Regions from separate parts of the Mus musculus genome. Here all the other regions are linked to region 1. The links are chromatin loops, found by intact Hi-C in ENCODE. Cell type or tissue: heart. All regions are shown on one strand. Each heading gives the region's core, and the rest is flanking DNA. Links, peaks and the distances in the headings are about the cores only.

Region 1 (10,287 bases), core at 1-8,000:
AACACAGCAGACACAGGTGGGAGGCCCGAGGAGGGGTAGGGACAGACTGAGAGAACAGAAAGAACCAGAAAAGCAAATGACCACGTGTGGGAGGCCCTCGGGCAATGGCCAGAACAGCCTAGACACACAATGAATGTTGCAAGTGGGCCAGCAGGGCCAGGAGTCAGAGGAGCCTTTGTTTATCTAGGGCCAAAACAGGCCAGGGAGAAACCAGAGCTGGAGAGCATTCCCACTTCTGTCTGTCATCACGGCTCCAGGAAGTGACCTGTTCCTGGCTGTTTCTAGCCCAACACTTACCTTGCCAAGCTCCCTCACCCTTCCTCCTTTTTTTCTCCAAAACTGGCTTTTCTGAACCTGCGCCTACCTTAGGGCCTTTGCATCTGCCGTTTTCAGGAATGTTTTTGCCTAAGTTTGTTTGTTTGCTTTCAAGGTTGGCTCCCTCTTGATGTTTACATCTGGGCTCAGACGTCTCCTGTTTGCTTGAAACAATGTCCCTTGCCTCCGCTTTTACACTAGACGTTTCTTATTTACTCAGCCTAAGCTTTGACGTTGTAAAATATGGACAATTTACTTTTCTGTGCCTAAGCTTAGTTTCCTGCAATAGTTTATCTAGTAAGATTACCATGAAGATTAAATGGCTTCATCTATTTAGAACACATTTTCAATTTTTTTGTTTTGTTTTGTTTTGTTTTGAAAACCATCTCATTTATTTAGCTCTGTCTGGCTTCAGACTCACTATTCAGCAGAGCCTGATTCCTGCTCCTTGGTGTTGCTACCTCCCAAATCCCAGGATTACAGATGTATGCCACCACACCCAATTTACAGAAAAATTTAAATCTGTGCAGCACAGAGGAAAGTATAGTGATCCATGCCTGTAATGTTCGTACTTGGGAAGCCATAGGAGGAGGAGAGAAATTTCAAGGGTAGCCTAGGCTACATAGCAAGAGCGTGCATGTGTGTGTGTGTGTGTGTGTGTGTGTGTGTGTGTGTGTGAGGCATGTAGTAAATGCTCAGTAAAGATTAACTTGTTCTGTTTTGTTTTTCGAGACAGGGTCTCTCTGTGTAGCCCTGGCTGTCCTGGAACTCACTCTGTAGACCAGGCTGGCCTCGAACTCAGAAATCCACCTGCCTCTGCCTCCCAAGTGCTGGGATTAAAGGCGTGCGCCACCACTGCCCGGCTGTAAAGATTAACTTTTTTAAAAAGTTATCTTTTATCTATGTGTGGTGATGTTTATCTATATAATCCTAGCACTTAGGAAACTGAGACAGGTAGAATTGCCTTAGTGTTGGAACAAGCCTGGGTTATATGCAATAAGTACCAAACCAGCCAGGGCTACAAAGCAAGACCCAGACTCGAGAAACCAAAGTGGGGTGGGAGGCGTCGAGAATCTCATTGTCTTTGTTCCACCTCCTAAGCTGTAAGGTTTCTGGGCAGAAGCTGTAGCTCAACGGATACCATGCTATACCTAGCATGCACAAGACCAGGGGTTGAGTTCCCAGCACTGCACAGATGCTGGCACCCCTACATGATGTCTCTCCTTAGGAGACATCTGTAGATAATAACACCTGCAATCGCACTCAATAGGCACAGGCAGGAGGTTCCAAAAATTTAAGGTCATCCTCCGCAACCATGGTGCTGGGAGGAGAGCTGGGTGTTCCCAGCTGGGCGGTAGAGTGCTTGCCAAGCACGTGTTAGTCTCTAAGTTCAATTCCTAATACCACAAAACAACATGCAAGCTCCACAGAAGTCAGAACGGTATGATCTTGCCCACCAAGGCCTGAAAAGGCAGAACACAGATTAAGAGTTTAAATACTGGCCGCTGAAAGGAGAGTGCTCTTCTAGCCTTAAGGGCCCAATTCCACCTCCTTTCTTCCCAGTCCGGTTCTCCACCAAGGGACATGAAGTTGCCTTCACCATCCTCGTAAGACACCCTCCCAACCCCCGGCTGTACCCACCATCATCCCTACCCCAAGGAGGTGAGGCTGAGGCTCCAGGGATTAGGAAAGTAAAGAGGGGGTTGGCCCTGGGGGTGGGGGTGGGGCTGCTTTCCCACTCTTTCTCCCCCCACCCCCGCCCGCCCCCTCACACTGGCCAATACACCTTGCTTTCAGCCGAGTACAACATCAGTGCTCTGGTTACCATTGCCACCAAGACTTTTCTTCGTTATGATCGACTACGGACACTCATTGCCAGCATCCGACGCTTTTACCCTACGGTCACCATAGTCATCGCTGACGACAGTGACAAACCGGAGCGCATTAGCGACCCACACGTGGAGCACTACTTCATGCCCTTCGGCAAGGTGCGCTGCCCGCAAAGCAGAGCGGGGGCGCCAGAGGACTCTGGGAAGGGGGCGTGCCTCAGCCAACAGCTTCCAGGGTGCTGATTAAGGACCACTTCCCTCAAACAAATGTGTGCCTATCACAAGGGCTTCGGAATCAGGAATCCTGCCTATCTTATTCGTTCCGCATTCTTGAAATGGTGCTTAATACCTATAGCAATACAATGGATGTATGCACGAAGCAATGAAATACAAGACCCTTCCCCCAAAGGGCTCAAAATGTCTAGGAAAAGGGTTGGGACCCTCTGGGAAGTTTTAAACCTAGTTTCCGGTCATCGGAAAGCTCTAAGAAGTCTAGAGCAGGACACAGGCTGTTTTGAGTGCGGGGAGAGGGAAAAAGATGTCAGGCTTTTTCTGTTCCCAACCATATACAACTCTTCTAGGGTTGGTTCGCAGGTCGGAACCTGGCGGTGTCCCAAGTAACCACCAAATACGTGCTGTGGGTGGACGACGACTTTGTCTTCACGGCGCGCACGCGGCTGGAGAAGCTTGTGGACGTGCTCGAGAAGACGCCCCTGGACCTGGTAGGGGAGGAGAGCCGGATGTGGGGTGGGAGACGGGAGAGCGGGACGTCCAAAGGTGAAGCGAGTCTGGGGGGTAGTGTGGGCCCTGTGTGTTTCGATAGGGCGAGGGTGGGGCAGGGGCGCGGGGAGGAAGCGTTCTACTCTCGGGGACCTGGTCTTAGCTGGAGCATCCTCTCGCCTCCTGCAGGTAGGGGGCGCGGTGCGGGAGATCTCGGGCTACGCTACCACCTACCGGCAGCTGCTGAGTGTGGAGCCGGGCGCCCCAGGCCTTGGGAACTGCTTCCGGCAAAAGCAGGGCTTCCACCACGAGCTCGTTGGCTTCCCAAGTTGTGTGGTCACAGACGGCGTGGTCAACTTCTTCCTGGCGCGCACAGACAAAGTGCGCCAAGTGGGCTTTGACCCACGCCTCAACCGGGTGGCACATCTGGGTGAGCGGCGCCCCCTCCTGGCAGTGCGTAGGAATGGGAAGGACCAGGCGCGGTTCTGCCACTTGAACCCTCCCACCACCCTCTGCGCTTTCCCTAGAGCAGTTTAGAGAGGCTGACAAAGGTCTGCACTTGAAACCTCCACTTCCTTCTGCCGGACATCCCACTTAACACCTCACACAGCGCAGGTGCCGGTCAGCCTTGAACTTCCTCTCCACTGCAAAGGTTACCTTTCTGCCAGCTGCTTCCCCAGTTCAGACCCTACTCAGAGGGAGTGAACTGGTATTTATTGAAATGAACCCCACACGAGAGTAAATCAGAGCAAAAGAAGCTAGAGTGTCCTCAGCAACATAGTTTTTCCTTAGCTGCCCTCTGAGCCCTGTATTTCAGTTCAGCGTAAGGATTGCCGTCTCTCCCCTCAGGAGCTTTTAACCGTTGCTCTCCCCACCCTCACCCCAGAATTCTTCCTGGATGGACTTGGTTTCCTTCGTGTTGGCTCCTGCTCTGATGTTGTTGTGGATCATGCATCGAAGGTGAAGCTGCCGTGGACAGCAAAAGACCCAGGAGCTGAAACTTATGCCCGTTACCGGTACCCGGGATCACTGGACCAAAGTCAAGTGGCCAAACATCGCCTACTCTTCTTCAAACACCGGCTACAGTGCATGACCGCCGAGTGACGTCTGATTTGGGCCTTCACACTGTCAGGCTGGGCCTGCCTCCTTGTTCCTTCCAGGATTATCCACCACCACCTCCATCCCTGTGCACCCCACTGATGAACACCCTGGCTTCCCGATCCTCTCCACCAATCTGATTCCTAACAGGGGCTTGTCCTGGTGACACCCTTCCTTTCTGTGAGCGACCAGAGGCCCGATGGAGCCATATCCTCTTCCCCCCACAGCCAGTGCCAAGTCCTCCCACAACCCCATTCCTATGGGGCAGGAAATGGGGAGGTTCACTTTCCAAGTGCCAAAGAGCCCAGAAGGACTCTAAGACCCTCAAGTGGAAACACTCTCACCTCCCGAGGTGGGCAGGGAAACTCCCAATTTGCAACCCCAGGGACATGCACCCCACCCCAGCTCTGGATCCAGCACCGTGTGTACCGGCTCCCACATACCCCCACAGAAAGCACTGTGACTGTAGTTCTGTGGGGCTGGTGAACACACGGTGAAAGCCATTTTTACTTGTGTCTCTGTGGTACTTTGGGTGTGGCGGGGCTTGTGGGGGGATGGGAGAGCTCCACGTGTAGATGCCGAGACCCACTCCACGGGCTTCTGGTATTCTCGGCTTCATTTTATTGGTTGCATTGGGGTGGGGGGAGCTCAAGGACCGTGGCCTTCCTCACACGCGGACTGTTGGGCCCTCTCACACTCTAAGTGCATGGTCAGACCCACACCGTGCAAATCTTTGGGCCAGTAGGTTTCTGGAGAAGAAAAGTGGACAGTTAGGGAATATTGGGTACCATATTCCCTGAGACCTACCAGTAATCTGGTAGCATGTCACCCCTTTGGAAACCTTAGTTCAGTTCTCCACCCTTGGTAAAGGGTGCCCCAGACTCTTTTTTTTTAATATTTATTTTTATTATTGTATATTATTAATATAATATATAATATTATTCTACTGTAGTTGACTTCAGTCACACCAGAGGATGGCATCAGATCTCATTATGGGTGGTTGTGAGCCACCATGTGGTTGCTGGGACTTGAACTGGGGACCTTTGGAAGAGCAGTCAGTGCTCTTACCCGCTGAGCCATCTCACCAGCCTGCCCCAGACTCTTGAACTTGGCTAGGTTGTTTGTTTGTTTGTTTGTTTGTTTGTTTGTTGGATGGATGGATAGATTGGTTCATTTGGGTTTTGAGGTAGGGTCTCTCTATGTAGCTCTGACTGCCCTAGACCAGGCTGGTCTCAGACTCATAGAAATGCTCCTGCCTCTGCCTCCCATGTGCTGGGGGATCACAGATGTGCCTGCCCCTGCCCTCCAATCTACTAGGCAGCTTCTCTCTACTTCCCCCTTGATCTTCCTCAGTCCCTTCTCTGAATCCCTGTCCCCAGGTCCTCATCTATTCCATACTCTAGCCCAGCACCTCCTGGCTCCCACTCTTGATGCTCCTCCCCCTTACCAGCCTCTCCAGTGCATGTGCAGCAGCATCCTGGACACTCACAAAGAGTTGTTCTGGAGACACGCTATCCAGGAGTCTCGCCCGGGTCAAGGTCTCGAGCACCAAGGCTGTGTGGGAAAAGTGTCAGGGGCTGGGGCCTCTACATCCACCCTACAAGTGTCCAGTCAGTCCTCCACCTCCCAACCCTCTATTCTTCACTCCACGAACCATTACACTGAGCCAAGAGAAGGTAGATCCCATCGTCCTGGCACCGCCTGGTGAGCTGCAGGAATCAAAGAGGGGTTAAACCCAAATCGAGGGTGCAAGAGGGATGACTGGGAGCTTTTCCTGAGTTTGACCACTCCCTCACCTGGACCACTTCCCGGGCCCCTGCAGCATCTACAAAAGTGATACCACTGAAGTCTAGGATCGCCACTCTGACAGGCTCAGCACCTAAGGAGGGAGGAAGCAGATGTGCCAGCCAACTCCGTGGTTCATGACCGAATCTCTCTCCCTCTGTCAGCCCACCTCACCTTTGTCAGGTACACTACCTGGCTGTAAACAAAGACAACAAGATCACATAAGTGCCATCCTCAGAACCCACTGGCCTCCCAAACCCAGAGGGTCCACGTTCCTCCTCCACCAAAATCCTCACCTTGATTCTTTCTCCAAGCCCCAGATGCCACTCCAAGATTCGGTGGAACTGCCCACGGGTTGCAAAGTAGAGGGGTGCTGGATAACTCAGGATACAAAGACCTGGAACTTGGAGGAGCTAAGGGGTAAGACTGTTAGAAACGGCCTGTCTGATCACTCCTGCCTTCTTAGGCTATATACAGCCCACCCACCTTACGGCTCTCTCTGATTGGCCTGTAGAGCTCCGTCCCCTCAGCCAATCCAAGCTCCAGGCACTGCACCCTAGGAAAGAAGCTCAAGTCAGAGTCCCAGCCTCAGCCTGGCCTGGTCTAGCCTGGCTGTAGTCACCACAGGGTACCTATCCCCCTTCCCTCATTTGGTGCCCATCTCTGCTCACCTCTGAGTTCTGCAGACCACTGTCATCATGGAGACGACCACACCCACAGCCAGGCCCAGGTCCACATTCAGGGTCACGACAGCCACCCACGTGACTATCCACACAGCCTGAGGGACATGGATATGGGTGGATTCTCCAGAAGGAACGGAGGTTCAAGGACAAATATGAGCAAGGGAAAGGAAGCGTGGTGGACAGACGAGTTCACTTAAGCCTACACACCAAATATAACACCAGACCCTGGGCAACCCGGGAGTCTGGATTGGGGGTGTAGTTCAGTGGTAGGGAACTCTCCTAATATTTATGAGGTTCTGGGTTCAATCTTCAGAACCCACTCCAAAATACCTCCAAACAAACACGCAGGCATGGCGAATCACATCCCACCCTCTCCTTTCCCCCAATGTATGTATGAGGTCTGTATGTTGGAGGTTGCACGGATTAAAGAATTTAGGGTGGTCAACTTTGGTCCATGGCAAAACCGGGGCGCTTGGGGGGTTAGCAACCTGGCATATTGCCATTTCTCACAAAGTCCACATGGCTGATGTGCCAGAGCTGCGGAAGTTCTTGCATCTGGAAGAACATCTGGCGCATGCTGGAGATATTGATGCAAGCCAGGACAGCCTTGAGATGGAGAAGATAGGCCTTTGTCAGGACAAAGGTTCCACTCACACACGCAGCGAGCGTGCACCTCTTTCCCACCCTACCTTGGGCAGGTAGTAGAAGAAGGGCCTCAGCCACAGCAGCGCTGCCAGGACCACTGCGCAGGAGAAGAGGCCTGCCAGCTGCAGGAAGGAAAGACAGAGACAAGACAGGGAGACTCCTCCACCCCGACCCGAGTGGGAGCTTCTCTCCCTGGCCGACTAGCCTGTCTCATCTTCTTCAAAACTCTCCCTCCTCCCCCAGAAAAGTCTCCTTCCTCCCAAAACTCCATCAACACAGAAAATGCCCTTCTCACCCCGTTCTTGATGTTCTGCCAATCACACTTAACCCCTCCCCCCAGCTAAATGTCTATCACTTGCCAGTCCCTCCCAGATGTGCACAGTTCAACCTCCCCATTCTTATAGCCCATCGCCATCTGCAAAGGTCTTTTGGTACTGATGCTTTGAGAAGCAGGCTAGCCATCTGTGTAGGATATAGCAGGGAAAACAAAACATATAAAGGTAGGAGTGGTATGTAACCATTCTTTCTTTTTGTTTACTGTTGTGGTTTGGTTGTTTTGGTTTTTGGGTTTTTAAAAGGTTTATTTATTTTATGTACATGACTACACTGTCGCTGTCTTCAGACACACCAGAAGAGGGCATCTGGCAGGGAAATGGTGGTGTACACCTTTTATCCCAACACTTGGGAGGCAGAGGCAGGTGGATTTCTGAGTTCAAAGCCAGCCTGGTCTACAGAGTGAGTTCCAGGACATCCAGAGCTACACAGAGAAACCCTGTCTCGAAACAAACAAATAAACAAACAAAGAGGGCATCAGATCCCATTACAGATGGTTGTGAGCCACCATGTGGTTGCTGGGAATTGAACTCAGGACCTCTGGAAAAGTGGCCAGTGCTCTTAACTGCTGAGCCATCTCTCCAACCCGAAGGTTTTGGTTTTATTTTGTTTTGATTTGTTTTGTTTTGTTTTTGAGATCCTTATGAGAACCATCAGAATTATTTTATCTCCTACATTTATAGGTATGTGTGTGTGTGTTTGAATGTGCGTAGAAGCACAAGTGTGTGCAGGGACAACATACCTGTGTCCCAGTTCTTGTAGAATTCCACACTGGGCCTCCTCCCCCATCACCTTATTCATCGAGGCAGGATCTCTCAGCTGAACCCAAAGCTCTTGGGTTCCTGCCCCCATCCCTGCCTTCTAGACAGGTCACCATACCCATGGACCTGGAGGCTTGAACCCCTGTGCTAATGCTTCTGCTTTAACCACTGAGCCATCTCCACAGAATGGTGGCAGTCCCCTTTCCACAGTCACTATGTGCCCCAGCCTGCCTTGAGCCCCAGACAATCCTCTGCTCTGTCAGCCTTCCTAGTTCCAGAACTCTGGGTATGTAATACAACACCTTGATGTTACTGTTTTTATTTTTAATCAGGTCTGAGGCATTGTAGCTTTTGCTTACGGCCAACAGAGGTCCTCATGGAGTTCCGTTATTGTCTAACCCTCCTCTTCATAATCCCATTACCATCCTGGAATATGTAGATGCTAAATCCTGGGTTATCCACCTGTTCCCCACTCTCTCCTGCCACCCCTGTTGAATGTCCCATCCTTTCTCCTCATCCTCTCAAGGATACCCTTACCTGTGTATTCCCACCAGCATCCACTAATAAGCTGGTTGTAGCCAGTGTGGCCGAGTTGGGAAAGCAAGAGAAGAGAGAAGAAATGAGGTTGGAGACACCGTGGGCCAGGAGTTCCTAGAAGGACACAGCAGGATGAAGATGGGGAAGACGTAGGCACGGGGTGGGGTGGGGTGGGGAGGAGTGAGGCTAAGGGGCTTAACTCTGAAAAGGGATGACATTCACAATTAAGTCACACCTGATTGGGCTCAATAGTGTAGCTGTACTTGTCTGCATAGATGGAGGCCAGAGAGGTGGACACAGCAAAAGTCACCAACGAGATAGGCAGGGAGTCGGCCAGTATCCTGGGCAGCTCATCCAGGGTGGGGAGGAGGGGTTGGGGAAATCTAGGGAAGGAGAAAGCCAGGATAAGGGTGGGTCCGCCGCCGGTGCTACAGGGAACAGAGGAGACAGGAAACAGGAAGGGGCGGGGCAGGGGAGGGGTATCTTGGGAGAGGTGGGCGAAGTCTTTCTCTTACCCTCCAGGCAATGGTCCCACTACCTGGACATTGTATCTTGTGTCCAGGGAAGAGGTGAAGCAGAGCACCGTAGCCAGAAGCACCTGAAAACGATCACACCTTTTGTTTCGTTTTGTTTGTTTTTGTGTGTGTGTTTGTGTTGGGTTTTTGTTTGTTTGTTTGTTTTGTTTTGTTTTTGAGACAGGCTGTCCTGGAACTCACTTTGTAGACTGGCCTCGAACTCAGAAATCCGCCTGCCTCACAAGTGCGTGTGCCACCACTGCCCGGTTTAGAAGAAAGAGGTTTAACATGAAAGAGAATCCCTTTGCGAGTGTGGGGGCCTCTCTAGAGTGTAGCAGCTGATGAGGCCACAGACTAACTCACCTACACTGAAGGAAGAGTCCGTGTTTGCCCGGAGAGAGGGACAAAGGATCTAAGAGGAGGTCCTTTGGGATTGATGGACACAAAAGACACACTTGAGCCAAGTGAGCCATTCTAAGCGGAGAGCACATGTGAGTTGCCTGTGGAAAGCTGTGGCATTCATTTACACTGGAGGAGTTATCTGGGCGGGCAGTGAAAGGAATTACAGTGAGGGTCCCCGAGGAGAGAAAAAGTGCAGTGGGAAGGAAGGAGAGGAGCAAAGAGAGGCCTGACGCTCGACTCCGGTAGTGGAACAGTTCAGGTGTGTGTATGTGTAGCGGGGGAGTTCGGATGGCTCAACTGCTCTGGAAAGATGCTTGGAAAAGTACGCGTCACCGTGATCTCTCGCTTGTGACTCCTGAGATTTCCACAAGGGGGCGACAGCCTCTAGATCTCACTGGATGGGGAGGATCCGGATACAGCGGGGTCCAGGGATCTAGAGCCGCCCTCACCATGACAACTTCTCCTGGGATTGGAGTAAGTAGCCTGTCCCGGAATCGCACGTTTAGTTCCTTGACTGGCACTAGCAACACCAGGCTGAGCGCCGAGATGGTCACTTCTGCAGGACTGCTCTGGGACAGGGCGCTGAGCACCGCGGCCAGCGTCTGCGGGCAGGGACAGTGTGCAAAGGCCGGGTACCAGCGTTAACTGACCCCGAGAGACTCAA
Region 2 (10,287 bases), core at 381-8,380, 150 kb after region 1:
CTGCCTATGCCTCCCAAGTGCTGGGACTAATAATATTGGCTTTTAAAAAAAAAGCTAATTTAAAAACAAAAGGGGGAGTTGGGCGTGGTGGCTCACGCCTTTAATCCCAGCACTCAGGAGGCAGAGGCAGGCAGATTTCTGAGTTCGAGGCCAGCCTGGTCTACAAAGTAAGTTCCAGGACAGCCAGGGCTATACAAAGAAACCCTGTCTCGGAAAAAAAAAAAAGGGGGGGGGAGGGAGCTGGAGAGATGGCTCAGGGGTTAAGAGCACTGGCTGCTCTTCCAGAGGTCCTGAGTTCAAATCCCAGCCACCACATGGTGGCTCACAACCATCTGTAATGAGATCTGATGCCCTCTTCTGGGGTGTCTGAAGATAGCTACAGTGTACTCATATATAATAAATAGATAGGCTGGAGTGAGCCGGGCCAGAAAAAATAATTTAAATCAAACAAACAAACAGACAAACAGAAAGCTAATTTTGTCAGGTATGATGGGTAGTTCTGAATCCCAGCACTGGGAGGCAGAGGCAGGTGGATCTCTGTGAGTTCCAGGCTAGCCTAGTCTATAGAGCTAGTTCCAGACAGCCAGGCAGGACTGTTACACAGAGAAACTCTGTCTTGAAAGACAAGCAAACAAAAAGATAATTTTAAATATCTGAATGAACACACAGGTAAAATCAGCCTCTGGATAAGGGAAGGAAGAGAAGGGGGCATGCTTCCCACAGTGAAACAGAGAGAACCTAAGGGAGTAGGTCCTGGAGGGTGAGGACCAGCCTGTCAGACCTTGGATTACGTCAGGGGAGGGGAGCTGGCTTGGCTGTCTCGCATCACCAGAGCGAAGAGGCACTCACCCTCTACTCCAGCTCTGCAAGCAGAAACTAAAAACCTTACACCACTCAGTGGAGGAAAAGCAAAGAATTGAGAAGTTTGCTTCTGATGCTCGGCACTCCCAGGCTAGTCAGTTCCTCTGCCGGCTAGGGAAAGGGCGACATCAGGTGACGTCAGTCTCCAAACACCTCTCATGATGTTTTTATTTATTTTTGAGACAGAGTCTTACTATATAGCTCTGGCTGTCCTGGAACTAACTAGATGTTGTTTGTTTGTTTGTTTGTTTGTTTGTTTTTAAAAAAGAATTATTTATGGGCTGGCGAGATGGCTCAGCAGATAAGAGCACTGACTGCTCTTCCATAGGTCCTGAGTTCAAATCCCACAACCACATGGTGACCCACCGGTAATGAGATCTAACGCCCTCTTCTGGAGTGTCTGAAGACAGATACAGTGTACTTACATATAATAAATAAATAAATCTTTTTTAAAAAAAAGAATTATTTACTTATTTATTATGAGTACACTGTAGCTGTCTTCAGACACACCAGAAGAGGGTGTCGGATCCCATCACAGATGGTCGTGAGCCTCCATGTGGTTACTGGGGATTGAACTCAGGGTCTTTGGAAGAGCAGTCAGTGCCCTTAACCACCAAGCCATCTCTCCAGCCCTAGAACTCACTATGTAGATAATGCTGGCCTCAAACTCATAGAGATGCACCTGCCCCTGCCTCCTGAGTGCTGGGTTGAAGGCGTGAGCCACTACATCGACTTCTGTACCGTGTGTGCACGGTCTCCAATTCAGCTGCAGTTAGTAAATTTCCTGTGTTAAGGTCAGTTAAGGTCTGGCCCCCTAAGCTGCTAAGGAGCTCATCCCTTTGTCATTTCTAGTTCTTGACGGCTCCTTCCACACAGGAGACAGTCCTCAACCAGTTCTTGTTAAGCATAGAAATAAAAAAGGCTGGAGAGATGGCTTGGCAGTTAAGAGCTCTGGCTGCTCTTCCAGAGAACCCTGGTTCAATTCCCAGTACCCACATGAGGGTTCACAACCGCCTGTAACTGTTGATCCCAGGGATCCAACACCGTCTTCTGGCCTCCTTGGGCAGCAGACATTTGGATGGTGCTGAGACATACACACAGACCAAACACTCACACATACAACAAGAATTGCAAATGGACGGAGCCCCATAATAAACCCGGGGACCCCTCCAGAAGGTTGATGCATAGATCATGCGCCCTAATGTGTCCTAGACGGGGCTGAAGGAGATATGCACTCTTCTTTTTTCCTTTCCTGCTCGCTTGTTTTTTTAGTTTTTCTGGTTGTCTGTCTGCACAGGAAACACAAAGCTTCGAGTCTGAGGCAGTTTGGGTGGTCACAGGAACACTGAGGCCTGTGTGAGCTTAAAAACGGGTCATGGCATAACCTTCCCTTCATCATTGTCACCTGTACTTTTGTCTGTGTTCTGCTCTTAGCCTGGCTCCTCCTCCTCCTCCTCCTCTTCCTCCTTATGTGCAGCTCAGGGCTCCCTTCAACATCCAGGATCAGGTCTTTCTGACCCTGGAACATCAGGTAACCTCGACAAGGTATCTAAAGATCACCAAGCTAGGTTGTCTTCTCAGATTCCCTGCCTTGCTTGCTGGGTAGGCTGCTGACCACATCCTCTCTCACCTTATTTATACACTTCCTCAACAGACACATCACACAGAAGTTGGACCCCCCCCAAACCTGTGCTGATCTCTCTCCCCTCTTCCTCTCGCCCTAAGGGTCCTGCACACACACACACACACACACACACACACACACACACACACACACACACACAAAAACACACACGCTCACACACACTCTTCAAACCATGCCCTTCTGTACGGAGGCACCAGCTCCTATTTCCTTCTGGAACTTCAGCACCCCCTTTTCCTATAGGTGACAGTGCCAGCCACCATGTTCTCAGGCCGGTGGTGGCCAAGTATCTGGGGAAATCTAGGGCTGAGTCTACAAAGCCCTTCTCAGGGACCCCAGCTCTGCGCCCTCTATCCGTTCACTTACACTGGGGCAGATGGCCGGCAGGTGTCTCTGGCTGAAGGTGACAGGTTCCTACTGCTTCGAAAGACCAACTCAGACTGGTGGCTGGCGAGGCGTCTGGGCGCACCCCCCAGCTCTCGGCCCATCTTTGTTCCAGCTGCATACATGACAGAGGAATCAATCTGCTGCCACAACCCAGCAGACACTACCTACAACAGCTCCCTCTGGACTCCTGGTAAGTAAGCTTTGAGCCTCCCCCCTCTTCACCTTTCCGACTCTCTGACTCTTCCCGCTTGAGCGCTGAGAGCACTACTCTGTCTTACCTTCTGCGGACTCCTTTGATAAGCCTAGTTCTCACCCAAGCCACTGTGGCGTCCCCTTTACACTCTTAGCTCTAGGGCCCGTGTCACTTCCCGGCAGCCTTGCCCTGCATTCCTAGACAATTCCCAAGGTCATATCTGTCCTCACCTGCCACTCCTTCACATCTCTCTTTCCAGGGACAAAGCTGTATCATGGCTCCCTGGAGGAGCTCTATCTGCCTCAGGAACCCCAGGTTGCTTCTGGGCAGCCTCTTCACCATCCCCACAAGATGTGCAAAAGTGTCAGCACGGGCAATGTGAAGGCCTGCTCCCTGAAATCCTTCAAGGAAGGGCCAGGAGAAAGGTCTCACTGGTGGATGACAGAAGTTGCTGTGGTGAGTTACAGAGCTTCCTGGAGCATAACTCAGAGCTTGGTCGGCCGCCTGCACTACAGCAGGGTGGGGCGGGATCTATGTGAAGTGGTGAACTGGACACAGCCTCCCTCCCTTAAGTACTGAAGGTAGGAGAGGGGGACACAGACAACACCCCTCCCTTAAAGATCAGAGAGGAGGGGAGAGGGGGACAGATGGACACAATGAGGAGAAGAGGCTGAGGTGCTCTGAGAAGATCTCGCAGGAGCAGGAAGAGTGGCCATAAGCAACGTAGGGGATGAGAAAGGACAGTCGAGTTACAGAGGCCCTGGAGGAACAGGGTATCCAGTACAGCCAAAGGAATGTCAGCAGACTGCTTTTCTCCAGTTCTAACTCCTAGCCCAGGGCAAGGTTTGTCCTAAAGTCCTGTCTTCAAGTCAGGACACTAGCAAGTTCCTTCTAACACTGAGTGCCTTGGTCAGCCCCTCCCCCACTCTGTTGTCAGTTGTATTTTGAGCCAGGGGTCTTAGTCCGCAGTAGGCCCAACTCGCCCCGCTTCCTTTTGTAGTTCAGACCGACCTCAAACTCCAGCAGCTGTCCTGCCTCAGCCTCCCAAACGCTGGGGTTGCTGGGATTACGAGCAAGCCCAGTGTACACTCTCTCTTTCACGGGTGTATAACAAGTCTTTCTCTTCCCTAGCTCTAGCGTAGTCTCTCACTTCTTGGTGTCTTCTTTTACTCTCGATGGTGTGAGGACAGGTCACTCTCTCCTCCCCCCCCCCAAAAAAAAAGCCTGTTCCCCTTTCCTGCAGCTCTGGGGCGGGGTTGCGTGGGGGAGGAGGGAAGTTGGCAACAGGAAGTGAGGAGAAGAGCAAAGACTGTGAGGGGAAGAATTTTTTAAAAAACAGCCAGGGACTGGGGTTTCTACCCATGTACCAGGGCCCCCCCCGGGCCCGGAGCTGACCGTGAGTAAATGGGAGAGAGATCGGGAGGGACAGGGGCAGAATAAGTTTTCTCCTCTTTCCCAGCTTCTCGCTCCTGGGGCAGGCAGGATCACATCCTGTCACAGCTCCCTGTGTACTGTAATCTGGCGGGCCTTCTCCGACGTCCAGGGTCCCTGGTCCGAAGCCCTTGCATCCCCTCGCATGCATTACAGGAGGCTGAATGGCTGCGAGCAGCTCCCAACAGAATTCTAAAGAGAAAGGCACTGAGTGTCTCTTTCTTCAGCTCTCAGACCATTGAGGCATGGACCCCAAGGAATTAGAATTACCCCAAGAGTCTTATGCTGGGGAATACAAGGTTGGGGTCCTGATCCCAGCCAGAAACGGAACTTGTCTCCCAGGAAGACGGTTCACAGTGTTCTGACACCTCTTCAGACCTTCCTGTGGCAGAGACGGAGCTGGGACAAAGATGAACAAGGACCATGCCTTTACCAGGACTGCCTAATTACAATTACCTTTTTTTTTTTTTTTGAGACAGGGTCTCCCTATGTAGCTCCTAGTTCTGGCTCCCCTGAAACTCACTATGAAGACCAGGCTGGCTTTGAACTCACTGAGATCTGTCTGTCTTTGCCTCCCAAGTGCTGAGATTGAAGGTGGGCATCACCATGCCTGGCTTTGTGATTACCGCTTGACTAAACCTATTCAAACCTGAACTGCATGTTAGAACCCTAAAAGCAGAATTGGGGATCATCGGATCTATTTATAAGACTGATCTGCTCTCACTGCGGCCACATTTTGTATGTATAGGTGTTTTGCCTGCATGTATGCTCCTATTAACACCTGCATGCAGTGCTCTCAGAGGCCAGAAGAGGGTGTCAGGCCTCCTGGAACTGGATTTACAGCAAACTTCAGCCCTAATGAGGATGTTGAAAACCCAGCCAGCACCCGCCCCTCCCCATCCCGCCCCGCCCCGCCCCGCCCCTCCAGAAGGTAGCCAGTGCTCTAAACCCACATATATCTTTCTTTGTCCTTTAGCATTGTCTCTTTGATTGATTACTGGGGACAATTAACAGAGCTTAGATTTCTAGAGCTGCCAGGACACAGACTTCGGCCCTAACAATGCCAGTAGCGCCTGGACCCCACCTGGGGATGGCGCTCGTGTGCGGCCCTCCCCTCCTGTTTCCCCTCCATCTTCTGTTCTCCGTTTCTCTCTGGGGCTCTCAGAAGGTCAGAAGAAAGAGGAATTTTGTGAGAAGTGTTAAGAACAGTGGAGGTAGCATCCAGATGTTGCTTTGTCTTCCCCTAAACTCAGAAACCGGGCTCCATGGAGCAGACAGAGACTTTGACTAGGGACAGCAGTGCCCTACAGCCTCAGGAATGGCTCGATCCACAGGTGAGAACCCTCCCACTTCTCAGTCACATGTTAAAAAGTTAAATTTATATTTTTAGATTTATTTATTATATGTAAGTACCTTATAGCTGTCTTCAGACACCCCAGAAGAGGGCATCAGATCTCTTTACAGATAGGTTGTGAGCCACCATGTAGTTGCTGGGATTTGAACTCAGGACCTTTGGAAGAGCAGTCAGTGCTCTTAACCGCTGAACCATCTCTCCAGCCCCCAAAGTTAACTTTTTATGACCTTTCCCCTATTCCTTCTACGGCCTGGGACCTCTAAACCGAAGGTTCTTCTTCCTGTTTCAATCTCCCACCCTCAGGGTTTACCAAGCCTCAGCCAAAGCGTCCCATGGCTTGCTCTCTCTGAACAGCCGGGAGCCTTGAGGCCCTGTTCAGCTCTGCCACAGCTCCTGGATGACCCCCACGTGGTGAGTACTTCCTGTCTTCGAATGCCAAGATCCTTTCTGCATAACCCTGCAACACCTGCTCCTCTGAAGCATTTTCTTTCTGGGTGTTTGCGCTTCTCTGGTCTCCCCCACCCCAAACTTTAACGGTCCCCACTTCTGGTAGATTCCTTAGAAACTCTGGCGGCTGTGGGTGGCACAGGGTGGCTTACAGACGGTACTCCATACCCTTCCCAGGAAGAAAGGTCAGGCCTGCTCAACATGACCAAGATTGCTCAAGGAGGGCGCAAACTCAGGTGAGAGCTCAGAATATGCCCGGGGTCTGGGCTGGTGGATTTCACAGGGTAGAAAGCCGTAATGGTGCGGGGAGCTCAGGCACTCCAGGTGAAATTCTAAAATGACCTTTTAACTACCTCTCCTCCTTCCTCTCCTCCCCCACAGGAAGAACTGGGGCCCTGCTTGGGTGGTGTTAACTGGTAGCAGCCTTGTGTTTTACCGAGAGCGGCCACCGCAGTCTGCATCCCTCCAAGGCTGGGTGAGTATCGGCCAGGGGGGTGCTGCAAGGGTTTGGGGTTACTGGTTTGCGCCTCAGGCCGACTGAGGCGGAGGCGGCGAGGAAGGAAATGGAGAGGAAGGTACAGGAAAGAGGAAGCAGCTCACCTCCCTGGAGAGGGAAGCGGTGAGGAAACAAAACTCTTTGCCTCAGTTTCTCTCATAATTGCCAGGCGCGGGCTGGGAGCCGGCCGGAGAGTAGCGTGGACCTGCGCGGGGCGGCCCTGGCCAGCGGGCGCCAGCTGTCCAGCCGCCGGAACGTCCTGCACGTGAGTGTCTTCCGCGCGTCCCCAAAGACAGGGTGACCCGAGGTCGCTCGTCCTCGCAGCGTTTTAGGCACTCCTAGCTAACACTCGCCTTTCCCCCGCCCGGCTCCCCTACCCTCCACTCCCAGATCCGCACGGTCCCGGGACATGAGTTCCTGCTGCAGTCGGACGAGGAGACCGAGCTGCGAGACTGGCACCGCGCGCTGCGGACTGTCATCGAGCGGCTGGTTAGAAGGGTGCAGACCCTGGAAGGCACCCGGGAGGCGAGACCCCGGAAGGGGGGACCCCCCGTGGGCCAAGAGAGCTAGGGAAGGGCTATGGGTATCGGACAAGGAAGTCTCCGATAGAGCCCTGCCTTTGACTCCTGCTGGAATGTGGGGCTCTGGCACCGAGGTGGGGGTGCAGATGTTCTCCTGTCCAACCTCCTACCCCGGCCGCCCGGGTCTAGGATCGGGAGAACCCCCTGGAGCTGCGTCTGTCGGGCTCCGGACCCGCCGAGCTGGCCGAGCTGAGCGCTGGTGAGGATGACGAATTGGAATCGGAACCGGTGTCCAAGTCCCTGATGCGGCTTGGCAGCCGCAGAACTTCCAGTACGAAGCGGACCGGAGCTGGCCGGGCTGGGGTGCAGGGAATGGGTCCTCCCCTCAGCTCACTGTCCTGGGTTTTGCAGGTCGGTGTGCAGAGGGCACTGACCAGAAGAACCGCGTGCGGAACAAGTTAAAGCGGCTAATCGCCAAGAGACCAACCTTGCAGAGCCTACAAGAGCGGGGTCTGTTCCGAGGTAGGGTGGGCTGGGCCCGCTGGGGCGCTGCTCTTCGTATCGGCTTTACTAGAGTCTTTATTTTGTGTAGATTTTGTTTTCGGATTTTATTATTGTAGAAACAGGCTTTCGGTATTTATATCAGGCTTTACTCAAAGTTAGGCAATCCTCCTGCCTCAGCCTGCTTAGTGTTGTAGGGATAACAGGTAAGAGGCACCATGCCTGGCCTGATAAGTCAGTTTTCAGATCTTTTATATCCCTGATCTTAGCATTAACTAAAACTCTAGTGAGGCTCAAAGTAGAATTTCCAGAGCTAGATTCCAGTCTGAGTCCGCCCCTGCCTCCCCCAACCCCCACTGCCCACCCTCATCCCCCGTTGTTTGCAGGTCAGAGGGAGGGCCTACTTGCTCCCAGGTAGCAGCCAACTCCCCACCTCACTCCCTTCCTCTGCAGACCAGGTTTTTGGCTGCCAGTTGGAGTCGCTGTGCCAACGGGAAGGGGACACCGTGCCCAGCTTTGTCCGGCTTTGTGTTGAGGCCGTGGATAAAAAAGGTTATTTTTCCGAAGACACCCCCCAACACCCGCGCCTCTGAAACCTCCCCTTCCCCATGCTCCAGTCCTTTGCCCCCATCCCTGCCTTCCTCCTGACCCCTCTCTCCCTCAGACCACTCCCATACATATTTTAGCGTTAGAGACCTCATCCTTGTCTCCTAGGTCTAGACGTGGATGGTATTTACCGGGTGAGTGGGAACCTGGCCGTGGTCCAGAAACTCCGCTTCCTGGTAGACAGAGGTGAGACAACTTGGGAGGAAGTCCACACCGCCTCCAACACCTCAGAACCCAGAGTGGTTCTGAGTGAGGGAGTTGGAACCGCATGCCTAAGCTACTGGTCTCTCCTGTATGTTGCAGAACGGGCAGTGACCTCTGATGGGAGATACATGTTCCCAGAACAGGCAGGACAAGGTACTTACATGGGAAGCTCAAAAAAAAAAAAACAGCTTTATACTCCAATTAATCCCCCATGTCCTTGACCCTACCCTTCATTTGTTGTCCTACTATGCTCTACTATGGACCATCCCCACATTCTTGTGACCTGGCTTTGATTGTATTTACCCAGAATTCCTAGCCTTTGAGTCAGGAATTCTCTGGCTCTCCTGAACCTTCAACTCGAGGAACCTCTTACCCCCCCCCGCCCCCCCTTCTAGAAGGCAAATTAGATTTAGACAGTGCCGAATGGGATGATATTCACGTGGTCACCGGAGCTTTGAAGCTTTTTTTCCGGGAGCTGCCACAGCCTCTGGTGCCTGCATTGTTGCTGCCTGACTTTCGTGATGCCCTTGGTAAGGGTTGAGGGCTTCAGATAACACCCCTGACGTGGGCGGGCATGTAGTAAAGAAGAGAACAGAGGGTCCCTTCTGACTTTACTGGGGATAGAAAATAATTTATATGGTAACCCTCTGAATTATTCTCGGAGGGTGGGGATATGTGTGTGAATGTTTGCTAAGAGTTGATGTTGGGCTTTGTGGAAGAGTGGAGGGCTTTGGTTCTGCAGCAAGGCAAGCTTACTGTGTGTAAGGCCCACAAGTACCAGACAAGTGATACCATCAGGGGACATGGGAAAGAGTGAATTTACACACCTGGTTGTAACCCTTTCCCCAAGTTCACTCCCTGTCCTTGCCTTTACCCTCCCCAGAACTTTCTGAGCCAGAGCAGTGCCTCTCCAAAATCCAGAAATTAATAGACTCGCTGCCGAGGCCCAACCATGACACTCTGAAGTACATCCTGGAGCATCTGTGCAGGTCAGGGGGACTCAGCAACCTTGTTCGTGCTGGTGAGGATGGAGTGGGTGTTCACTGGGGACCCTGACCAGGGAGGGTGGGGACAGGGAAGCACTGACTTGTGTCTGGGCCTTTGACTAGCTCAGCCAAATGAAGGAAATGAGCAGAAGGAGACAAGGAGGGCTCTGTGGGAGAAGTGAGAGGATGGTCTTCCTTCCCTGGCCTTAGTCTCCATGGGGCAGGGTAGCTCCCTTGGTTGAGCTGTACTTGGGCACATAGAGTGTGCTCCTCCCACAGTGCACAGAGGACACTAGGGGCTGTCCCTGCAGCTGAGAGTCAGGCACTTGGACCCCACTTGTGCCTCCAGACTGCATCCTGAATGTTCCTCCACTGGTCCATCTCTGTTCCCTGTTGGGTCTGTTCTTGCGTGTGGAAGGATTCCAGAGTGACTGCTGACCTGCTCAAACCTAATACTGCTGTACTGGTCTGTAGTGGGTAGTTATCACCTCTCTTCCTTCCCTTGGCTCTGCCCTCAGGGTGATAGCACACTCGGATAAGAACCGAATGACCGCCCACAACCTGGGAATTGTGTTTGGACCGACACTGTTTCGACCTGAGCAGGAGGCCTCTGACATGGCGGCCCACGTATTCTACCCCGGGCAGCTGGTCCAGTTGA
Region 3 (8,629 bases), core at 1-8,000, 140 kb after region 1:
GACTCTCCGAAGTGGGCCAAGTATATCTTCCCCTTTCTTGCCTTGAACCACTAGACAGTGTAGGGCAGCAGACAGAACTGGCTAAAATGCAGGGGAAATGGGTCAGGATGTTCATACAGAGGAAGGACAGGCTGCCCTCACCTCCCTGATACACGGATTCACCTGCAGTTCTGTTGCCTCCCATTCCAGCCACTGGTTGGTGAGATCATCTTGTTCCCAGCCACATAACAGAAAAAAATATCTGCCCAGGGAGAGAAAGTAAGTTGAAGCATCTGTCTAGTTCATGGATGAACCCACAGTAGAACAGTATTTGCAAATAAGGTCACAGAAAGATTAGTGATTCACCCTGATTTGGGCACCTCCCCACACCAAGAACCAATACTGACCGGCAGATTGCACTAGCAGAGAAGAGGTAGTTGCCACTATCCAGCTGCAAGACAGGGACCTTAGGCCGGGTAAGGAATGGTACCACACACTCTGAGACAGAGGAAAATGGGTGAAAATCAGGGGTAAGAAAATAAATGAGGAGGCTGGAGAGATGGCTCGGCTGTTAAAGAGCACTGACTGCCCTTCCGAAGGTCCTGAGTTCAATTTCCAGCAACCACATGGTGGCTCACAACCACCCGTAATGAGATCTGACACCCTCCTCCAGTAAATCTGAAGATAGCTGCAGTGTACTTAGATATAAGGCGGGGCGCAGCCTGAGCAAGCGGGGTTGACCAGAGCAAGCGGGGTTGACAGGAGCCAGCAGAAGTCCTGAATTCAAATTCCCAGCAACCACATGATGGCTCACAACCATCAGTACAGCTACGGTGTACTCATATATACATTAAATAAATAAGTAAATCTTAAAAGAAATGATTTGACGTCACATTGTGTGCTGGAGGCCTGGGTTTTCAATCTACAGTTTCGAAGGTAAGAACACTAACCGGGGAGGGGTGGTGGTGGAATATGCTAGAGGGGCCAGCTAGTGTTCAGTTGAGACTGCCAACTGCAAACAAGAGGTAGAGTCTACAGAGAGGTATAGAATAGTGCTGCAGTCAAGCTGTCAGGGAGGATCTGACCAGACAACTCTTAGAAAGTCACCCAAAAAAGTTGTCTGGGAATACGCAATAAACTTCAAGGACTGAGTGTGCACATGTCTGTACTGAGGTCCTGGAAGGAGAAAGGGGCTTCCCCAAAACGACACGGGAGGTTGGAGGTGATCGCGAGAGTGACCGGGCTGAGAGGGAGTTGCCATGATAGGTGGGTCCTGGAAAACTAACCAGAGGGGAGACTTAAAACGAGGTTTGAAGAGTACAGTGAGGGTAACTAAGGGAACTAACTTCAGAAGGGTTACGGAAACAAAGGTTGGCGTGACTAAAGTTAACGTTGAGTCGATTGGGGAACGGGCACTGGAGCCTGGCAAACAACTGTGAGATGAACACCCCTCACCCGCCGCCCACCGGCAGCCACTCCAGTACCTTCGGGGCCTACGGTGCTGATGAGCAGCTCCGCCCGACCCCGGGCCCTCGCGGCCGCAGCCAGCACGGGCAGGCTCCCCGGGGAACCCTCGCTCACGAACAGTCTCATCGTGCCTCGGAGCCCACGCTGATGCAATCGGAACCGGCCTCCCGCTCCTGGGTTAAGCTGCAAGGCACGTCGGGAAATGGAGTTCTGTGTCGGCCGGACGCTCGCGGTAGGCTCCAGGAAAGCCGACTACTCATCCCATCACGCACCATTACGAAACAGGAAATGGTTACCAACGAGACCCGGAAGTTGACGGTGCGGGCTAGCGTGGCACTCTGGGTCGGCCGGCTCCGAGAGGGTCCTTTGAACTGTTGAAGTCGGCCGCTGTAAAGCGATCCGATGGAGACGACGCGATGGGTGGCATTTTCTGATTCCTTACTGGTCGTTGAAGTGGTATCGCACGCGCCGATTCAAGTTGTTAAGGATCGGAGTTTTTAATTGGTTTGTGTGCGGGTAGTCCGAGAGCGTGGCGATGCATTTAGCTACAAGATTAAAAATCAGTTGGGGAACTGTGAGCAAACTTTAGTGTCAACGTGGAAATTAATGTGGCTGTCCATCAGCCACAAAGGATGTGGCTCGCGAACCTTTATTACTTAGGAATTGGGAATGTAGTTTAGTTAGTAAGCGTTTGCTTAGCATGTGCAAACCGCTGGGTTCACCCCCGGTACACAACACTGTGTGGTGGTGTGTCCACTCCTGTAATCCCAGCGTTGAAGAGGTGGTGATAAAATTATCATAAATTCGACGTTATCCTCTATTGCAAGCCAGCCTAAGCTACTAGGGATCTGTCAGTAAATCAGTGAGGAAGCCTGGAAAGATGGCTCAGCGGAGAACACAGGCCAGGCTGTCCTTTTCCTGGACTCTCCTTTGACCCATTTGCATGGTTGACAGTTGTCTGTAACTTGAGTCCTAGGGGAATCATGCGCCCTCTTCTGGTCTTCATGATTACTGCATGCATGTGGTGCAGAGACCTCCCTGCACTCGAAACCCCTTACAAATAAAAGAAAAAGGAGTTGGGTGTGGTGGGACACTCCCTTAATTCCAGGACTCAGAAGGCGAAGGCAGTTGGATCTCTTTGAGTTCAAAGCTATCCTGGTCTTTATAAACCTAGTCTCAAAAAAAAAAAGTGTGTGGTTTTTGTTTTGTTTTATTTTGTTCTTAATTAAAAATAAGGGGTTTAGAGATAACTCTGGTTCGGGAGCACTTGATGCTCATCCAAGCACACACATGACAGGCAGATCACAACCTTCTGTAACACTAGTGCCTCTTCTGGCCTCCATAGACCTGCCCAAAAATAGTACACTCAACTTGCAGGCAAGACCTTGATACACATTAAAAAAAAACAAAAATAAACCAAGCAAGCCCTGACATAAAAGTGAAAATGCACTAGTCTTCCATTTACATATAGCTAGACAATCACAGCAAAGGGAGATGAGAGTTATGCTACAAAAGGTCAAATTGAGGGGGAAGTGAGAGATTTCGCAACAAAGCCAAATAAACACATGCAAAGGGATATCTTATCTTTAAAAAAAAAAAGTATGAGGCTCTTCTCATACAGTGCCAGCCTCGTCCTGTAGACAGGATGGTGAAGGTCGGTGTGAATGGATTTGGCCGTAATGGGTGCCTGGTTACCAGGGCTGCCTTCTGCTCTGCAGTTGGCAAAGTGGAGATTGCCATCAACAACCCATTTATGGACCTCAACTACATGGTCTACATATTCCAGTATGACTCTACTCATAGCAAGTTCAATGGCATGGTCAAGGCTGAGAAAGGGAAGCTTGTCATCAACGGGAAGCCCATCACTATCTTCTGGGAAGAGATCCCACTAACATCAAATGTGGTGATGCCGGTGCTGAGTATGTTGTGGGGTCTACTGGTGTCTTCACCACCATGGAGAAGGCTGGGGCCCACTTGAAGGGTGGGGCCAAAGGGTCATCATCTCTGCCCCTCTGCTGATGCCCCATGTTTGTGATGGGTGTGACCCACCAGAAATATGACAACTCACGCAAGATTGTCAGCAATGCATCCTGCACCACCAACTGCTTAGCCACCCTGGCCAAGATCATCCATGACAACTTTGGCATCATGGAAGGGCTCATGACCTCGGTCCATGCTATCGCTGCCACTCAGAGACTGTGGATGGCCCCTCTGGAAAGCTGTGGTGTGATGGCCTTGGGGCTGCCCAGAACATCATCCCTGCATCCACTGGTGCTGCCAAGGCTGTGGGCAAGGTCATCCCAGAGCTGAACGGGAAGCTCACTGGCATGGCCTTCCATGTTCCTACCCCCAATGTATCCGTTGTGGATCTGACATGCCACCTGGAGAAACCTGGCAAGTATGATGACATCAAGAAGGTGGCAAAGCAGGCATTTGAGGGACCACTAAAGGGCATCCTGGGCTACACTGAGGACCAGGTTTTCTCCTGTGATGTCAACAGCAACTCCCACTCTTCCACCTTTGATGCCAGGGCTGGCATTGCTCTCAATGACAACTTTGTCAAGCTCATTTCCTGGTATGACAGTGAATTCGACTATAGCAACAGGGTGGTGGGCCTCATGGGCTACATGACCTCCAAAGAGTAAGAAACCCTGGGCCACCCACCCCAGCAAGGACACTGAGAGCAAGAGAGAGGCCCTCGGTTGCTGAGGAGTCCCTGTCCCAACTCGGGACACTGAGCATCCCCCTCACAGTTTCCATTCCAGCCCCCAAAGATGATGGAAGAGGCTTAGGGAGTCTTACTCTCTTTGAATACCATCAATAAAGCTCACTGTCCCCTTCCCAAAAACAAACAAACAAAACCAACAAAAACCAGTATGTGTGTATGCACAAGGTGGGCACACAGCTGTGGTGCTTGTGTGGAGGTCAGAAGATAACTTTGTAGAGTTGGTACTCACCTTTCTTTGCTTTTGTTTTGTTTTTTTGAGCCACAGTCTTTACATTTTGTAGCTCAGACTTTCCTAGAACTTGCTAGGCAAACCACGATGGTCTGGCCCTTACAGCAATAGACTTGCCTGGGCTTCCCAAGTGCTGGCATCAAAGGCATGTACCAGCACACGAGGCTCATCTTCTATCTCTGTGTGGGTCTCCAGGACTTCACTGCTAGCATCTTTTCCTGATAAGCCATCTGGCTGGCTCCAAAACCAATACAGGGTGGCTAGCTGTAGTGGCACATGTTTCTTTTTAAGGCTTTTTTTTTTTTTTTTTAAGATTTATGAGCGAGGGGGTGGTGGCACACGCCTTTAATCCCAGCACTCGGGAGGCAGAGGCAGGCGGATTTCTGAGTTCGAGGCCAGCCTGGTCTACAGAGTGAGTTCCAGGACAGCCAGGGCTATACAGAGAAACCCTGTCTCGAAAAAAAAAAAAACAAACAAACAAGCAAACCAATATTTATCTATTTATTATATGTAAGTACATTGTAGCTGTCTTCAGATGTGCCAGAAGAGTGCATCAGATCTCATTACAGGTGGTTGTGAGTCATCATGTGGTTGCTGGGATTTGAACTCAGGACCTTTGGAAGAGCAGTCAGTGTTCTTAACCTCTGAGCCATCTCTCCAGCCCCCTAAGGCTTGTTTTTTATGCACAGTGTTCTGCCTGCATATATACCCACATGCCAGAAGAGGGCATCAGATCCCATTATAGATGGTTGTGAGCCACCATGTGGTTGCTGGGAATTGAACACAGGACCTCTGGAAGAGCAGTCAGTGCTCTCAGCCAGAGTGTGAACTGGGATTTTGTGTGTGTCTCTGAAACTCTTCGATTTTGATGCCAGCCTTGTCTACCCAGTGAGTTCCAGGACAGTCAGGACTACACACAGAAAAACCCTGTGTTGAAAAACCAATATAACAATATCCAGTGGACATGTCTCTCACACCAATAACCAACCAGCAGACCAAGACAGAAGATTGCTCCAAGTTTGAGACCATTTAGGATACAGAATGAGTTCAAAGGCTAATCTGAGATACACAGTGAAACCCTGTCTCAACAGACCCCAAATTATATTAAAGGTGCTTGCCCCAAGAAACAAGCCTGATACCTTGAAGTCAATCCCCGGGACCCACAGGGTAGAAACAGCTCCTGAAAGCTTTCCTCTAACCTACACACACACACACACACACACACACACACCCCGAAAGTAAATATAAATAATAAATGAAGGAGCTGGAGAGAGGGCTCGTGGTTAAGAGTGTACTGTAGAGATCCTTACAGAGGATTGGGGATCCTAGCATTCACACCGAGACACTCACAACTGCTTGTAATTCTAGCCCTGTGGGATCTGATGCCTTGTTCTAGACTCCACAGGCACCAACATTCACATACACACACACATGCCCACACTGATACACACACACACACATGCCCACACTGATACACACACACACATGCCCACACTGATACACACACACACACACACACACACACACACACACACACACACACGTACACACACACAAACACATGCCCTCACTGATACACACAAACATGCCCACACAGGCACACACAGAGAGACACATAATCAAAAAAAAAATTTAATTTTTCAAGATTCCAGACTTTTTGATGGTAGCAGATAAGACCTGGGGAGAGGAGAGTTCCAGGTCTGGTGGGGCAGGCCTGTAATCCTGATACGCAGTAGGCAGGGGCAGAAGAATTGAACAGTGAGTTCAGGGTCAGCCTCAGGCTATAAAGGAAGTACTAGGCCAAAAATGACAATTATGGGGACTGGAGCCGTGGCTCACTGGCTAAGAGCGTTTGTTCTTGCAGAAGGTCAGGGTTTGGTTTCCAGCACTCATGTACACTCACACACGTTTATAAAATTAGAAAAGCCAGACACTGTATAAGCCTAGAGTTCCAAAACTTGGGGTACAGAAGCATCAGGAGTTAAAGGTCATTTTCACCTACATAGTCAGTTCAAGGCCAGCCTGGGCTACGTGCAACCCTATCTCAAAATAATATTTTCCTCCTTAGGATAAGTGCTATGTGTATAGATGTTTCGATTGCATGTGTGTGTCTGCACCACATGAGTACTTGGTGCCCCATAGAGGTCAGAAGAGAGTGTTGGATCTCTGGAACTGAAGTTACAAAGGGTGATGAAAAGCCACTACGTGGGAACTGAACGGCCAATGCTTTTAACTGCTGAGCGAGTGGTTTCTTCAGTCCTGAGCCACATAGCAAGACCCTTCCTAAAATTTCAAGGGCTAGGCTGGTGTGGTGGGTTTAACCCAAGCACCCAGATAGCAGAGGCAGGCAGATTTCTGTGAGTTTGAGGCCAGTCTGGTCAACAGAGTGAGCTCCAGGTTAGCCAGGTCTACATAGTGAGACACCATTTTTTTTTTTTTTTGAGACAGGGTTTCTCTGTATAGTCCTAGCTGTCCTGGAATTCACTTTGTAGACCAGGCTAGCCTTGAACTCAGAAATCCGCCTGCCTCTGCCTCCCAAGTGCTGGGATTAAAGGCATGCGCCACCATGCCTGGCCCTTTTTTTTTTAAAGCTTTATTTATTTTATGTATATAATGAGCACACTGTAGCTGTCTTCAGACACACCAGAAGAGGGCATCTGATCCCATTACAGATGGTTGTAAGCCACCATGTGGTTGCTGGGAATCGAACTCAGGACCTCTGGAAGAGCAGTTAGTGCTCTTAACCGCTGAGCCATCTCTCCAGCTCCAAGCCCCCGTCTTTAGAAAATAAAATAAATACAAGGACTAGAATGTGACTCAGTAAGAAAAATCTTGTCTGCTCTACAGAAGGCCTTGGGTTCAATTGCCAGCAAAGTGGAGGGAGAGGACTTGGAAAAATACAAATTTCAGTGTTTGATAATCAGTTGAAACACTGTGAGTGGAGAGGAGAAAGGCAAAAAGCAGCTGGGGTTCTGCAGGCACAACGGGGCACGTGCTTCTCTATCAGATGCTGGTACTGTCTCCACCACAGTGAGTCTTATCACACTACACTTTAGTGTAGAAGAGAGTACCAGCCCCTACTTATCATCACAATCAGCATGGTCCTGCCTAGCATAAGTATTAACAAGGACTCAACTGATATTTATTAAATTTAAGTCTAAAAGCTGAATATCAGCTCTGAAAGTGTCTTAGTTAGGGTTTTACTGCTGTGAACAGACACCATGACCAAGCCATTATTTAATTTGGGACTGGCTTACAGGTTCAGAGGTTCAGTCCATTATCATCAAGGCAGGAACATGGCAGCATCCCGGCAGGCATGGTGCAGGAGGAGCTGAAAATTCTACATCTTCATCTGAAGGCTGCTAGCAGAATACTGGCATCCATGCAGCTAGGATGAGGGTCTTAAAGCCCACACCCACAGTGATGCACCCACTCCAACAAGGCCACACTTCCTGGGCCAAACATATACAAACCATCACAGGAAGAGAAAGAGATTTGTAGGGAAGTTTAACATGTTCAATTTGGTACAAACAGAATTTATAGCACCTGTGAAATACTTGTGGCGTTTTTAGGTGGACAGCAAATAAGACCAGAGACCCAGAGAAAGATCTGGACTGGAGATACAGTGCATAGCAGGATACAGAGGCCATTTGAGAGAGTAAGATCTCGAAGGAAACACAAAGGACACAGCTCAGATGGGGTTTTGTGGTTTAAGGAATGGGTGGGCGGGTGGAGGAAGTTTCTCCCTCGTGGTGCAGAGAAGCATCAGCCACAAGGGGAACAGGAGAGGACAGCAGCAGAGATCAGTTGGGCTGTGTGCCACTGAACCATCAAACAGCCCCAGGATTACACTGCCTGTGCAGAGTGGAGGAGTCTCCTTAGAAAGGGGGAGAAGTGAAGTAGTGAAGATCACTTGTGTAGGCAACTCCAAGAACTTAGAGAAAGGGTAGAGAGCAGGAGGCAGAGGAGAGATGGAGAGGCACACTGTGCACTGCCTTGGAGGCCAAGCTTTGACTGTAGAGCACAGACTGGCCTTCACCCTCTCCCCTCAGCCTCCTAAACACTGGCATTTGCAGGTAGTGAAACACCCACCCACACCCCCACATACACTCCTGGTAGGTACCTGGTAACTTAAGAGCCTGGTAAAAGGTCATTATCATAAAGAGAGAGGATTTGGAAAAGTTTCAAAGACAATAAAAGCGGGGAGAGGGGACGGAAGAGATAGC

Evidence for each region. Peaks named below come from ENCODE experiments on the same cell type or tissue, not always from the same donor. Only the 100,000 strongest peaks of a DNase experiment are listed, where the experiment ranks them.
Region 2: a loop joins it to region 1, with 2.5 times the contacts of the local background. A loop is called at or near these places in 14 of 42 quality-filtered maps.
Region 3: a loop joins it to region 1, with 6 times the contacts of the local background. A loop is called at or near these places in 5 of 42 quality-filtered maps.

Annotation. Positions count from the first base shown.
Region 1 is chr10:127,167,866-127,178,152 of GRCm38, forward strand. It overlaps B4galnt1 (beta-1,4-N-acetyl-galactosaminyl transferase 1), which reads left to right. Exons shown (of 11, transcript NM_008080.5): 6 at 1-16; 7 at 1,879-1,977; 8 at 2,113-2,303; 9 at 2,726-2,866; 10 at 3,054-3,294; 11 at 3,751-4,475. The coding sequence ends at 3,968. It overlaps Slc26a10 (solute carrier family 26, member 10), which reads right to left. Exons shown (of 18, transcript NM_177615.4): 5 at 10,073-10,225; 6 at 9,222-9,304; 7 at 8,942-9,089; 8 at 8,707-8,820; 9 at 7,120-7,197; 10 at 6,941-7,036; 11 at 6,419-6,525; 12 at 6,234-6,303; 13 at 6,044-6,160; 14 at 5,940-5,943; 15 at 5,759-5,841; 16 at 5,617-5,671; 17 at 5,410-5,516; 18 at 3,528-4,711. The coding sequence ends at 4,673. Among named protein-coding and RNA genes, the nearest start is that of Slc26a10, 7.6 kb to the right of the region's middle. In heart, for the core only: CTCF peaks have their summits at 2,328 and 3,286 (motif pointing left); DNase peaks (open chromatin) are centred at 3,286 and 4,136; H3K4me3 peaks cover 1,596 bases; H3K27ac peaks cover 883 bases; H3K27me3 peaks cover 5,668 bases.
Region 2 is chr10:127,319,352-127,329,638 of GRCm38, forward strand. Arhgap9 (Rho GTPase activating protein 9) reads left to right here and starts at 2,613. Exons shown (of 16, transcript NM_001285785.2): 1 at 2,613-3,080; 2 at 3,343-3,539; 3 at 5,768-5,848; 4 at 6,172-6,279; 5 at 6,493-6,551; 6 at 6,697-6,790; 7 at 6,981-7,076; 8 at 7,202-7,300; 9 at 7,522-7,663; 10 at 7,744-7,854; 11 at 8,287-8,385; 12 at 8,548-8,625; 13 at 8,743-8,796; 14 at 9,039-9,173; 2 more. The coding sequence starts at 2,765. In heart, for the core only: a CTCF peak has its summit at 5,303 (motif pointing right); DNase peaks (open chromatin) are centred at 4,360, 5,320, 7,000 and 7,660; H3K4me3 peaks cover 1,582 bases; H3K27ac peaks cover 1,257 bases; H3K27me3 peaks cover 6,610 bases.
Region 3 is chr10:127,310,058-127,318,686 of GRCm38, forward strand. Mars1 (methionine-tRNA synthetase 1) reads right to left here and starts at 1,729. Exons shown (of 21, transcript NM_001003913.2): 1 at 1,464-1,729; 2 at 387-477; 3 at 163-241; 4 at 1-81. The coding sequence starts at 1,572. It also overlaps the pseudogene Gm6283. In heart, for the core only: no CTCF peak of the experiment used is centred there; DNase peaks (open chromatin) are centred at 1,634, 2,424 and 3,704; H3K4me3 peaks cover 1,927 bases; H3K27ac peaks cover 1,561 bases.